Regions from separate parts of the Homo sapiens genome. Here region 1 is linked to region 2. The links are chromatin loops, found by intact Hi-C in ENCODE. Cell type or tissue: HCT116. All regions are shown on one strand. Links, peaks and the distances in the headings refer to the core of each region. The heading gives the core; the rest is flanking DNA.

What was found. Peaks named below come from ENCODE experiments on the same cell type or tissue, not always from the same donor. Only the 100,000 strongest peaks of a DNase experiment are listed, where the experiment ranks them.
Region 1: a loop joins it to region 2, with 9 times the contacts of the local background. A loop is called at or near these places in 2 of 110 quality-filtered maps.

What each region holds. Positions count from the first base shown.
Region 1 is chrX:1,671,814-1,676,210 of GRCh38, forward strand. No RefSeq gene overlaps it. Among named protein-coding and RNA genes, the nearest start is that of LINC02968, 58 kb to the right of the region's middle. In HCT116, for the core only: a CTCF peak has its summit at 1,634 (motif pointing right); a DNase peak (open chromatin) is centred at 1,648.
Region 2 is chrX:2,462,212-2,466,608 of GRCh38, forward strand. The region is part of intron 1 of DHRSX (dehydrogenase/reductase X-linked); the gene reads right to left. Among named protein-coding and RNA genes, the nearest start is that of DHRSX, 37 kb to the right of the region's middle. In HCT116, for the core only: no CTCF peak of the experiment used is centred there; DNase peaks (open chromatin) are centred at 2,060 and 2,550; H3K4me3 peaks cover 2,749 bases; H3K27ac peaks cover 3,319 bases.

The DNA.
Region 1 (4,397 bases), core at 117-4,116, 790 kb before region 2:
GGCAGGAGAGAAGGAAGCTGAGAGCTTGCTATTTCTGTGAACACTGGTTGTTACTGTATCGGGCCCCGTTAGAGTGGACCCTAGCTCAGAGGAGACATTTGATAACTGTGGGAAAATCAATGAATGAATGAAGACGCTAAATTTCTTGCAAGCACTGATGTCTAACTTTTATTCATTTATTTATTTTAGACACAGGATCTTGCTCTGTTGCCCCGGCTGGAGTGTAGTAGTGTAATCCTAGCTGACTGCAGTCTCAAACTCCTGGGCTCAGGCAATCCTCCTGCCTCAGCCATGTGAGTAGCTAGGATTATAGGCCTGTGCCACCATGCTTGGCTAGGTGTTTTTAAAATTTTTTTGGCTGGGTGCAGTGGCTCATTCCTGTAATCCCAGCACTTTGGGAGGCCGAGGTGGGAGGATCTCCTGAGTCCGGGACATCGAGGCTGCATTGAGCCAAGATCGTGGCATTGCAGCCTGGGTGACAGACTGAGACCCTGTCTGAAATGAAATTTCAATAAAATAAATAAAATCATTTCTTTATAGACAGGATGTCAGTATGTTGCTCAGGCTGGTCTCAAACTTCTGGACTTCAAGTGAGCCTCCCACCTTGGCCTCCCAAAGTGCTGAGATTACGGGTGTGAGCCACCATGCTGGCCCTGAGTCTTAACTTTCATAAAAACAATTCTTTTGTGTCTGTGTGTGTGTGATGGAGTCTCTCTCTGTCGCCCAGTGTGTGTGTGTGTGTGTCTGTGTGTGTGTCTGTGTGTGTGTGTGTGTGTGAGATGGCGTCTCGCTCTGTCGCCCAGGCTGGAGTGCAATGGCACCATCTCAGCTCACTGCAACCTCTGCCTCCCGGGTTCAAGTGATTCTCCTGCCTCAGCCTCCTGAGTAGCTGGGGTTACAGGCGTGCACCACCACGCCCAGCTTATTTCTTGTATTTTTAGTAGAGACAGGGTTTCGCCATGTTGGCCAGGCTGGTCTCAAACTCCTGACCTCAAGTAATCCGCCCACCTCAGCCTCCCAAAGTGCTGGGATTACAGGCGTGAGGCACCACGCCTGGCCTTTCATAAGAATACTTCTTAGTAGAATGCTGCCTACCGCAGAATTGCCTTACCTCTCCCCTCACTTTGTGTCCAAAGGGAATTCACAATCTCCATTCCAGGGTTTGAGCTCAGGCTGAGATGAGATTCAGCTCGTCTGGGGACTTGCAAATGCTTTGAAAAGATATGAAAAGGGTCGGGCATGGTGGTTCACGCCTGTAATCCCAGCACTTTGGGAGGCTGAGGCAGGCAGATCACGAGGTCAGGAGTTCGAGACCAGCCTGGCTAACCTGATGAAACCCTGTCTCTACTAAAAATGCAAAAATTATCTGGGCGTAGTGGTGCGCGCCTGTAATCCCAGCTACTCAGGAGGCTGAGGCAGGAGAATCTCTTGAACCTGGGAGGCGGAGGTTGCAGTGAGCTGAGATCTCACCACTGCACTCCAGCCTGGGGGACAGAGCGAGACTCCTTCTCAGAAAACAAACAAACAAAAAACCAAAACAACAACAAAAACAAACAAAAACAAAAAACAAAACTCATAAAGGTATGAAGGGGAGAGGTGCATTCCTGGGTGTAATATTCTCAATGAACACCAGGAGGCGGTGGTGAGGCACCATCCACACAAGCTGTCTTGAAGCGTGAACTGCCTGAAATGGTGAATTTTGTATCCACAGTACCTGGTATGTGGTCAGATACTGGGCTACATGGTGCTGTGAAGGTATCTTTCAGATGAGATGAACATTTTGTTCAGAGTCTGAATGAAGCCAGGGACCACGCACGATGAGGGTGGGCCTCGTCCCATCAGTTGAAGGTCTTAAGTGCAAAGACCAATGTTTTCCAAGGACAAAAGGATTCTGCCTCCCGGGATTCGGGTTCCAGCTGCAGCATTAACTCTTCCTGAGTTCTGCAGCCTGCTGGTCTACCTGAAGAATTTAGTGTTTCCCCTCCAGAATCATTGAGCCAATTCCTTAAAATCTTCCTTTCTTAGGTATCTGTATACACATGCATAAAACCAACATATAACGCCTTCATAGCCAATTCCTTAAAATCTCTCTCTCTCAAATATCTATATGCATGCGTAAAACCAACATACACCGCCTTCATAGCCAATTCCTTAAAATCTCTCTCAAATATCTATATGCATGCATATAACCAACATATACCTCCTACATGGCTATACCTCCTACATGGCCAATCCCTTAAAAATCTCTCTTAGATATTTATATATGTATGTGTAAAACCAACATATGCCTCCTACTTAGACAATTCCTTAAAATCTCTCGCTCAAATATCTATATATGCATGCATAAAATCAACATAAACCTCCTACTTAGCCAATTTCTTTCTTTTTTTTTTTTTTTGAGACAGAGTCTTGCTCTGTTGCCCAGGCTGGAGTGCAGTGGCACGATCTCGGCTCACAGCAACCTCCATCTCCCAGGTTCACGCAATTCTCGTGCTTCAGCCTCCCGAGTAGCTGGAATTACAGGTGCCCACCACCACATCTGGCTGATTTTTGTATTTTTAGTAGAGAAAGGGTTTCACCATGTTGGCCAGGCTGGTCTCAAACTCCTGACCTCGTGATCCGCCCGCCTCAGCCTCCCAAAGTGCTGGGATTACAGGCGTGAGCCACCACGCCCGGCCTTAGCCAATTTCTTAAAATCTCTCTCAAATATCAATACATGTATATATGAAACCAACATATACCTCCTACTTAGACAATTCCTTCAAATTTCTTTCCCTTTCTCTCAAGACCTATAGATGTCTGTATAAAACCAATATATACTTCCTACGTAGCCAATTCCTTAAAATGTCTCTCCTTCAAATATCTATATGTATGTATAAAACCAACATATACTTCCTTCATAGTTAATTTCTTAAAGTCGCTCTCTGTGTATATAGATTTATATAGACATAGATATAGAGATATTATATGTCTACATATAGCTATGCATGAATAAAGCCAATATGTACCTATTATGTATACAAATCCTTAAAATCTTTCCTTTCTCTCTGTATGTATATATATAGATATATCTATATATAGATCTGTATGGATAAAGCCAATAGGTACCTTCTATATTGACAATTCCTTAACATCTCTCTCTCTGTGTATACCTATATATAGATATATAGACATTATATATCTATATGTATGTAAAAACCAACATATACCTCCTACATAGACAATTCCTTAAAATCTCTTTGCCTCTCTCTCTGTCTCTTTTTTGAGACCGAGTCTTGCTCTGTCACCCAGGCTGGAGTGCAATGGTGTGTTCTTGGCTCACTGCAACCTTCACCTCCCGGGTTCAAGCGATGCTCCTGCCTCAGTCTCCCAAGTAGCTGGGGTTACAGGTGCCCACCACCACGCCTGGCTAATTTTTTGCATTTTTACTAGACACGGGGTTTCACCATGTTGGCCAGGCTGGACTCGAACTCCTGACCTTAGGTAATCTGCCCGTCTCGGCCTCCCAAAGTGCTGAGATTACAGGCGTGAGCCACCGTACTCGGCCTAGATAGAGATATATAGCTATTATATATCTATATATTGATATGTATGGACAAAGCCAATATGTACCTCCTATACTGATAATTCCTTAACATCTCTCTCTCTCTGTGTATTTTATATATAGATGTATAGATAGTCTCTGTCTGTGTATATTTATATATAGATATATATTGTATCTATATAGATATATATTGTATATATATATAGATATATAGTATATATAGATATATATTGTATATATAGACATATATTGTATATATATATATATATATATGCATGTAAAAAACCAACATATACCTCCTACATAGAAATTCCTTAAAATCTCTTTGCCTCTCTCTCTCTCTCCCCCACCCGCCTCTTTTTTTTTTTTTTGAGACGGAGTCTTGCTCTGTTGCCCAGGCTGGAGTGCAATGGTGTGATCTTGGCTCACTGCAACCTCCACCTCCCGGGTTCAAGCAATTCTCCCACCTCTGCCTCCTGAGTAGCTGGTACTACAGGTGCCCACTACCATGCCCAGCTAATTTTTTGTATTTTTAGTAGAGACGGGGTTTCACCGTGTTGGCCAGGCTGGTCTCAAACTCCTGACCTCAGGTGATCTGCCCGCCTCGGCCTCCCAAAGTGCTGGGATGACAGGCGTAAGCCACCGTGCCAGGCCTACATATAGATATGTAGCTATTATATATCTCTATATAGATATGTATGGATAAAGCCAATATGTACATCCTAATATTGAGAATTTCTTAACATCTCTGTCTTTGTGTATATTTATATATAGATAAATAGCTACATAGACATTATATATCTATATGTATGTAAAAAACCAACATATACCTCCTACACAGACAATTCCTTAA
Region 2 (4,397 bases), core at 145-4,144:
AAGAAAAAAAAAGAACAGTAGAGCAGTTTCCACAAACGCCAGCCCTTATTTTTGGAAGGCCCACTTGCCAAGAACAATGTTTACTTGTCAAAAACAGTGTTGACGTTCATAAATGTTTTTTTCTGAATTTCTCAACGGTTAAGGGAAAAAAAGGCAAAAGAGCAATAATATTTCTTGACACAACATTTATATAAAATTTAGTAATCCCAGCTACTCAGGAGGCTGAGACAGGAGAATCGCTTGAACCTGGGAGGTGGAGGTTGCAGCGAGCCAAGATCGTGCCACTGTACTGCAGCCTGGGCAACAAGAGCAAAACTCCATCTCAAAAAAAAAACAATGTTAGATAGTATCGGACATGCTGGGTTGGACACAGGACTGAAGGGTAACTAGAAACAACTTTCAGGCAATTTCCACAAAAGTTACATGTCAGAAACAGGAAAGGTGGGCTTCCCCAGGTACTGCAAACCACCTATATTTTGCCATGACCAGGAATTTTTTATAAGCCCAAGTCCCACGTGTATTTTACAGCACTAATATTAACCTTCAAAACACGGAGGGTTTCTGTGTCTCCTCCTTCTTGGAAAATTTATCAAATTAAAAAAAAAAAGCTTAACTATTACTGCATTTTTTTAAAGAATGGTATTTGCTACAATCTGAAAGTTTGTGTTCCTCCCCCAAATTCCTGCATTGAAATCCTCACCCCTAAGACAATGGTGTCAGGAGGTGGGAGACTTGGGAGGTGATGACTTCATGGGGATCAAGCCTCATGAATAGGATCACTGTCCTTATAAAAGGAGCCCCAGAGAGCTCCCTCGCCCTTTCCACCATGTGAGCAGGCAGAGAAAATGCGTCGTCTATGAACCAGGGAGTGCATCCCCACCACACACTGAATCTGCCATGATCTTGAACCTCCAGCCTTCAGAACTGTGAGTGATAAATGTCTCTAGTTTATAAATTACCCAACTGAAGGTATTTTATTTTAGCAGCTCCCTACTCAGAGAGGCTGTGGCAGGAGAATCGCTTGAACATGGGAGGCGGAGGTTGCAGTGACCTGAGATCACACCACTGCACTCCGGCCTGGGCGACACAGCAAGACTCCGTCTCAAAACAACAACAACAACGGTTGGATCAAGAATGAAAGGTGCACGAAGGCAGTGATGAATGGAAGCCCCTTCCACCCTGGGCTCTGGAACTGCACAGGCCACCTTCTAAGGTTGCTCTCCTGTCATCCTCCCAAGTCTACACGGATATAAAGAAACACACTAGAGGTCTCTGATGCGATGGGGGCATCTCCAGAAATCCGAAGATTCAGGTTCTCAACCTCTGATCTGGGTGGGGGTGGGGAGCTGCAATTCCAGAAAGCAAAGGAAGCCTTGGCTGTGATTCAGACCATTTCTTGGTATCAAGCGTGTAGGGGAAGAAGGATGTGGACAAGGGAAAGAGAAGGAATGAATGCGGTCAGGACGCTGGCTGGAGAATGTCTGGGATGGTGACGTGCAGAGAGGAGCAGGCTGGCTGCGTCTCTCACTGTGCCTGGGACAGGCGGTGACAGAGGAAAGGGATTCCACATGAGAGTCAGAGACACCCAATGAAGAAAAAAAAGCAGCTTACAGGGTGAAAAGGACACAGACACAGACACGCAGAAGAATGTGGCCAAGGGATCGCCACCGAGTACGAACTGAAGACGTTTTCTAAGAATGGGTCCAAGGGACTGCCACTGTATGCACTGAAGACGTTCGGAAAGCATGTGGCCAAAGGACCACTGCTGTGTACACACTGAAGACATTCGCTAAGAATATGGCTAAGAGACGGCCACCTGTACACACTGGAGACGTTCCCTAAGTATGTGGCTAAGGGACCACCGCCATGTACACACTGAAGATGTTCCCTAAGTACGTGGCTAAGGGACGGCCGCCATGTACGCACTGAAGACGCTCCCTAAGAATGCAGCGAAGAGATGGCAGACGTTTCCTAGGCATGTGGCTAAGGGACCGCCGTGTACACACTTAAGACATTCCCTAAGCACGTGGCCCAAGGGACCATTGCCCTTTGCACATTGAAGACGATCCCTAAGCTTGGGTTAAGGGACCGCTGCCATGTACACACTGAAGAGGTTCCCTAGCAATCCGGCCAAGGGCCGCTGATGTGCACACACTGAAGACGTTCCCTAAGTGTGTGGCTAAGGGACTGCTACCATATACACACTGAAGATGTTCCCTAAGAATGTGGGTAAGGGACCGCCGCCATGTTCGCACTGAAGACGCTCCCTAAGAATGCGTCCAGGGGACTGCTGCCGTGTGCACACTGAAGATGTTCCCTAAGAATGTGGGTAAGGGACCCCCGCCATGTTCGCACTGAAGACGCTCCCTAAGAATGCGTCCAGGGGACAGCTGCCGTGTGCACACTGAAGATGTTCCCTAAGTATGTGGCTAAGGGAAGGCAGCCATGTACACACTGAAGACGTTCCCTAAGAATGCAGCCAAGGGAGGGCACTGAAGACGTTCCCTAGGCATGTGGCCAAGGGACCGCCACCTTATACACACTGAAGACGTTCCCTAAGCTTACGGCTAAGGGACCGCTGACATGTACACACTGAAGACGTTCTGTAACAATGCAGCCAAGGAACGGCCACCATGTACACACTGAAGAATTCCCTAAGCATGTGGCGCAAGGGACTGATACCATGTGCACAATGAAGATGTTCCCTAACCATAGGCCAACAGACTGCCACTGTGTAAATACTTAAGACATTCCCTAAGAATGGGGCTAAGGGACCCCCGCCATGTACACACTGAAGACGTTCCCTAAGAATGCAGTCACAGGATGGCACCGAAGACGTTCCCTAGGCATATGGCCAAGGGACCTCACTGAAGACGTTCCCTAAGCATGCGGCCCAGGGACAGCCACCGTGTACACACTGAAGACATTCCCAAAGCATGTGGCCAAGGGAACAAACTGAAGACGTTCCCTAATACAAAAGCTAAGACATTGTGGGTGTACCACACACTTCCTACAGCTGTGGGAAAATGAGGCTCTTCAGGGCGCCTCCATGACTAGCCACGAACCCAGCTAGGTGAGCCACGGAAAGAATGGCGTGTTGTAACTGCAGTAATTACCAAGACATAACAGGATCTAATCGCTTTCTAAATACATGGCTCCCTTAAGTCTCCCCATCCCTCCTCAATCACGCCAAAGAAGACCTGTTTAGCATACAAAATCAAGCTGTGAGGAGTAAAACTTTGGCAATGTCATTTCATCACAGCACAGAGCCACTGTGAGTCCAGCACCTCTTATGAAAAGAAAACAGACGGCCAGGCACCGTGGCTGACACCTGTCATCCGAGCACTTTGGGAGGCTGAGGCAGGTGGATCACTTGAGGCCAGGAGTTCGAAACCAGCCTGCCCAACAGGTGAAACCCCGTCTCTACTAAAAATACAAAAAAAAAGAAAAATCAGGGTGTAGGGGCAGGCACTTACAATCCCAGCTACTCCAGAGGCTGAGGCAGGAGAATTGCTTGAACCCAGGAGATGATGGCTGCAGTGAGCCCAGATTCAGCCATTGCACTCTAGCCTGGGCAACAAGAGCAAAACTCCATCGCAAAAAAAAAAAAAAAAAGAGAAAAGAAAACAGACATATTCATGCTGAGATTTCTACACTGTGAAAAAATATCTGCAACAGGGCATCACGCACCCCAAAAATTCCCAATGCTCTTAGCTAATCAAATCTACCAGGAAATTGCAATTCGAATGACTCCACAGTTTCCCAGAAAGGCAAACGCCATTCCAATAGAAAACATTCACTGCTTTTATGCACATTGTTACATCCATTCCTGAACACGACGCCTGTTACATCCATTCCTCAACAGGACGCCATGTAGACTGGATAAAGAAAGGGTGGAGCATATACACTATGGAATACTATGGACCCATGAAAAAGAATGGGATTGGTTGGGCGTGGCGGCGCATGCCTGTAATCCCAGCACTTTGGGAGGCCGAGGCAGGCAGATTACCTGAGGTCGGTAGCTCAAGACCAGACTGGCCAACATGGAGAAGCCCCGTCTCTACTAAAAATACAAAATTAGCCCAGCGTGGTGGTATGCGCCTGTAATCTCAACGACTCAGTAGCCTGAGGCAGGAGAATCACTTGAACCCAGGAACAGGAGGTTGTGGTGAGCTGAGATCACACCACTGCACTCCAGCCTGGGCAACAAGAAGGAAACCCAGTCTCAAAAGAAAAAGAAAAAAAGAAAACATGGGATGATGCCCTTTGCAGGAACATGCATGGAGGTGGAGGCCATTATCCTTAGCAAACTCACGTAGGAAAAGAAAACCAAATATCACCTGTTCTCACTCATAAACGGCAGCTAAACATTGGGTACTCATGGATACAAAGAAGGG